Linked DNA regions of Homo sapiens: region 2 is linked to region 1. A link is an interaction called in ENCODE POLR2A ChIA-PET data of the cell type or tissue named here. Cell type or tissue: IMR-90. All regions are shown on one strand.

Evidence for each region. Peaks named below come from ENCODE experiments on the same cell type or tissue, not always from the same donor. Only the 100,000 strongest peaks of a DNase experiment are listed, where the experiment ranks them.
Region 2: POLR2A ChIA-PET joins it to region 1 with 10 read pairs; 21 of 35 experiments call an interaction of 5 or more read pairs at or near these places.

What each region holds. Positions count from the first base shown.
Region 1 is chr16:10,931,787-10,934,286 of GRCh38, forward strand. It overlaps CIITA (class II major histocompatibility complex transactivator), which reads left to right. Exons shown (of 20, transcript NM_000246.4): 20 at 1-2,500. The region is part of intron 1 of DEXI (Dexi homolog); the gene reads right to left. Among named protein-coding and RNA genes, the nearest start is that of DEXI, 9.4 kb to the right of the region's middle. In IMR-90, no CTCF peak of the experiment used is centred here; no DNase peak of the experiment used is centred here.
Region 2 is chr16:11,250,922-11,253,421 of GRCh38, forward strand. The region is part of intron 1 of LOC105371082 (a long non-coding RNA gene); the gene reads left to right. Among named protein-coding and RNA genes, the nearest start is that of SOCS1, 4.0 kb to the right of the region's middle. RefSeq lists an enhancer at 683-762. In IMR-90, no CTCF peak of the experiment used is centred here; DNase peaks (open chromatin) are centred at 440, 960 and 1,270; H3K4me3 peaks cover 478 bases; H3K27ac peaks cover 1,602 bases.

The DNA of each region.
Region 1 (2,500 bases):
AGGCTGAGGCAGAAGAATCGCTTGAGCTAGGGAGGCAGAGGTTGCAGTGAGCCGAGATCACGCCACTGCACTATAGCCTAGGTGACAGAGTGAGACTCTGTCTCAAAAAAACACAAAAGTTTCTCTTTTCAAAACATTTTACTTTAAAAGGAGCCAATTTAAAGAAAACTGTTAATAGTTCAGGTAACAGGCAGATACAGGAAAAGCTGCTGACAGTGTTGTATGAGGTTTGAGGATTTTGATCCAAGCTGGTCCCACTCAGTCCATAGCAGAGAATGAAAGGGCCCAGAGAGGGTGGTGACCTCTGCCTGAAGTCACACAGTGAGTCGAGGACAGGGAGGTGACCCCAGGTTTCTATGTGTAGGGCGGGAGGATGTTCTGGGACACAGTTCAATTCTCATTTGTCACACACTTTGGCTATTAGAGATCAACCCCTTCGCTCCTGTGTCTTGCAATGGCAGCCTTGGCAAACGCTAAATGAAAATCGTGACAACACTTGTGTTATGAAGCATTTACTTTGTGTTCACCTTGTACTACTCGAACTCATGTCTTAACTCACTTATCCCTCAAAAACAACTCTAGGAGGTAGGGCCAAGTAGGACCATCATCCCTGCATTTCACATGGAGCTCAGAGAGGTTAAGCAAGCCGTGCAAGGCCACACAGCTCATAAATGGCAGAGCCAGGATTTGAACCCCCGTGGCCTGACCCCAAAGCCGAAACCACTCGGCACTGCAGGTTCGTCCCTTTTCTCTGAGATGGGGGTATCCAATCTTTTGGCTTCCCTGGGCCACAGTGGAAGAACTGTCTGGGGCCACATATAAAATATACTAATGATAGCTCATGAGCTAAAAAATAAAACAAAATCACACACACACACACAAAAAAACACAAACCAAAAAAAAAATTCTTTTTTTTTTTTTTTTTTTGAGACAGGGTCTTGCTTTGTCACCCAGGCTGGAGGGCAGTGGCATGATCTTGGCTCACTGCAGTTCCAGGTTCAAGCAATTCTCATGCCTCAGCCTCCTGAGTAGCTGGGACTACAGGCGCATGTCACCATGCCTGGCTAATTGATGTATTTTTTAGTAGAGATGGGGTTTCACCATGTTGGCCAGGCTAAAATCTCATAACGTTTTAAGAAAGTTTATGAATCTGTGTTGGGCCACAGTCAAAGCCGTCCTGAGCTGTATGCAGCCTACAGGCCGCACCACGGATTGAACAAGTTTCTTCTAAGGCATCAAGAGCCCCAGGCTGAAAAGCACCCCAGAGCTGGAGCTTATAGAACCCAGGGCAGCAGGTTCTCCAACCTTCTGACATCATCAGAGCACAGCAGACAAGTTATCAGCCACTAGATTTTTTTCCCCCTTTCTGAAACTGTAACCTTTCATTCCAGCCATTCCCCAGAGCTGGACAGAGGACGTGGCTGGCTGGCTGGTTTCTGTAGTCAGAATGACAGTTGGGTGCTAGATCCCCTTCGTGAAGCAATGTCTTAGCTCAGTAACTCTGCAGAGAAGCTGCCTGGTTCAGGATGTGGCTTAAGTAAGAAGATGGCCCTGGCGTTTTACGCGCACTGGTGGGTGAGGCTCTGAAAGTGGTAGAAGGGAATTCTTTCCTAGAGTTCAGCTGCCCGCTGTCCTGCTCCTCAGGGCAAATGCTGTGAGATCTGCATTTAGCCTGTCTGTGCTGATTGTGGTTCTGCCCCTTCCTGGCTGTGTGACCTCAGACAAGTCACCCACCCTCTCTGGGCCAGTTTCCTCATCTGGAAAAGGGGACAGTGCCCACCACATTGGGCTGTTTGTGTCCATGGAGTGCCTGACAATACCCAGCACACACGAGACATCAGTACAGGGTGGTTCCTTCCCTCCTTAGCCCCACCTGTTCCCAGGTAGAAACCAATACCGGCAGGGAACCTTCTCAAGGCTAGGGGCCTTCTGAAAGCAGCAGCACTTTTCCTCCTTCAAAGACCTTGCCTTCTAGAAACCCATTGCTCATTCCTTTCTCCATGTACCAAAAAATCAATTAAAGTGGCTAAAGACAGACGTCACCCTCCCCTACTCACGCAGCCATTCTGATCCTCCACGCTGGTGACAGGCTATGTGGCAGGAGGGTCTCTACCTTATCTCAGAATGAAGGCATGGCTGGGGTCTGGCTGTCTCCTGGTGGCCGGAAGGAGACAGACGGCAAAGGAGAAGCTGCCTGTCTCTGCACAGGTCCATGTCCCTGAGGAAAGCCAACGTCACAGAGAAATGATGACCACTTTCTCAAACCTGGCTTCGGATTTGCACGTTGGCTGCCAAAGCTGATCAGCAGCGGGCTTTGTGAAGATGCCTGGTCTACCACGTGCCTCCAGCTGGTCACGCCCAAGACTCCCTGAGCCCTCTGGAAGGGCAGCACTTGCCCAGTGCCTCCCTCCAGGTCCTGCCACATCCAAGAACCACCTGGACTATTATTTACTTAGTATTTTAAACCAATGTACTTTTTAAACTCCAATTTTTTAATAAG
Region 2 (2,500 bases), 320 kb after region 1:
GGGAGGCTGAGGTGAGAGGATCACTTGAGCCCAGGAGTTGGAGACTGGCCTAGACAACATAGGGAGACCCCATCTTGGCAAAAATAAATTAGCCAGACATGGTGGTGCATGCCTGTAGTCCCAGCTACTCAGGAGGCTCAGGTGGGAGGATCGCTTGAGTCCAGCAGGTCAAGGCTACAGGAGCTGTGATCACACCACTCCACTCCAGCCTGGGTAACAGAGTGAGACCCTATCTCTTAAAAAAAAAAAAAAAAAAGAAAGAAAGAAAAAGAAAAAGAGGAGGAAAAGGATAATGCCTGTAACGTAGGAGGTGCTCAGTCAGTGTTTGCTATATTAACCTCAACTATCATTATTGGCACCGCATCATTCAGAGATGTATTTAGCGCCTACTGCATGCTAAGTTGTGCGCTAAGCACTTTCTACCTATTATGTCATAGAAGAGGCTCAGTTCGCCGCTTCCTGGGATAATGACAGTACCTACTCATAAGGTTGGGAGGATCAAGTAGGCTGAGGCCTAGGAATATGCATTTTCACCAGATTCCTCCCTTATCCCATCCCCTCTCCCACTATTTAAGCAACCCATCCTGCGCTGGGCACAGTGATTCCTGCCTGTAATCCCAACACTCTGGGAGGCTGAGGTGGGAGGATCGCTTGAACCCAGGAGTTTGAGACCAGCCTGGGCAACATAGCGAGGCCCCCTCTCTACCAAAAACAAGAAAATTAGATGGGTGTGGTGGCTCACACCTGTAGTCCCAGCTACTCAGTCCCTGCGCTGAGGCGGGAGGATTGCTTGAACCCAGGAGTTTGATTCTGCAGTGACCTGTGATCTCGCCACTGCATTCCAGCCTAGGTGACAGAGCAAGACTCTGTCTTAAAAAAAAAAAGAAGAAGAAACCTGTCTTGTTGTTTAGAGTGGGATGGATTTGGTCCAAGTCCTGGCCATCACTTACGAGCTGTGTGACCTTGAGTAGGTGGCTGCACTTGTCTGAGCCTCCATTTCCTCATCTGGAAAACGGGGGCCAGAGTTTTCAGCTCAAGGGTGGCTTGGAGGCTGGTCACAGGCTGTCCCCACACCCACACACAGTCCTTGTCATTCCAAAGAGTGCCTCCTTTCCCATGGTGCCCGCCCCACACTGCCCTGGCTCACCCGCTCAGTGGGGAGGACACCTCCACTGCACCTGGGCCCCCAACTCAGTCTCTTGCACACACAAACCCTCCTCTCACTTTTCATTCTTGTAAATTGACGTCAGCGCTGCTGAATCATGAAGCTGAGGTTTGAGAGAGAGACAGAATCTGCACCACCCGGGAAGCCACATGGCGCTGGTGCGCGCGCACACACACAAACACACACACACACACACACACACACACAGCCTTTTCCCCCTTCAGTGATGCCTGCACACACTTTGTCACACGGGACGTGGGGTGCAGCTCCCAGGGCTTTAGGTCACTGTACCTATGTTAGTATGGATTTAAGTGACTCATAAAGGGAGGAAGGGGCCAGCTCTGGGAAGTGTGATCAGAGGGGGCCTTTACTCTTAGCTGTTCTGCTTCAAGTTCTGCAAGGGGAATGGGTTTGGATACCCAACACTTGCGTAAGGAAAATACGATTTTCATACTTTTTTCAAAGGAGGAAAAAAAACTGTAACATATTGCAAGCTACCTGCTAGCTGACCCCTCTTTTGAGGAGGACCTGTTTTCCCATCTGTAAAACGGGGATGTTCACAGTCCCTACATCGGAAGGCTGGGTGTGAGTTCAATGTTTTACACAGGTGATGCGGGACCTGGGAGCAGTTCCTGCACAGACAATGCTACATAGAAATATGAGCAGCTGCTATTATTACTGCAGCGGTTAGGTCCTCCGGTTGCCTAGTGGTACCCAGCCTCTGAAAAAGTCCTGAGTGGGTTTGCAAAACCTGGCTCCACCCCTTGTTGTGGTCCTGCTTTGCCTCTTGGAGCCCGTTTTCCCATCTGTAAAATGGGGCCAGCACAGCCACTGAGTGGTCACTAAGGGTCTGTGAGTATACTAGTATTACAACCAGATCCCCAAGCATTGCCATCTTGGATTTCTGTTTCTCCAGACACTGCCCACAGCAGGCAACAGACAGGAAAGAACAAGGACAGGACTTAATTAATCCACAGCAGAGAAGAAAGGGCAGGGGTGTGGCAAAAAAAAAAAAAGAAAAGAAAAGAAAAGAAAAGAAAAGAAAAAGCAAGATTTTTGGAGATAGAGACAAGACATCACCTCCTTCCCTCCCACTTCACCTTATTAAGGGATGAAATTGCCAAAGCTCTCTGAGATCCTAAATCTCTTCTGGCCATCCTTAAAGTCCTGGAGCCTACTTAATCCCCAAGACAGGCCTGGGCTGCTCTGACTCTCTGACCATCAAGTTAATTTTATGTTGTACTTTCAAGTCTGAAAAGTATTATTAAGCATTAGAACACTATTATATGTGTCTCCAAGGCTGAAGAGGGCCACTCTATCTTCTAAAGATGAAGT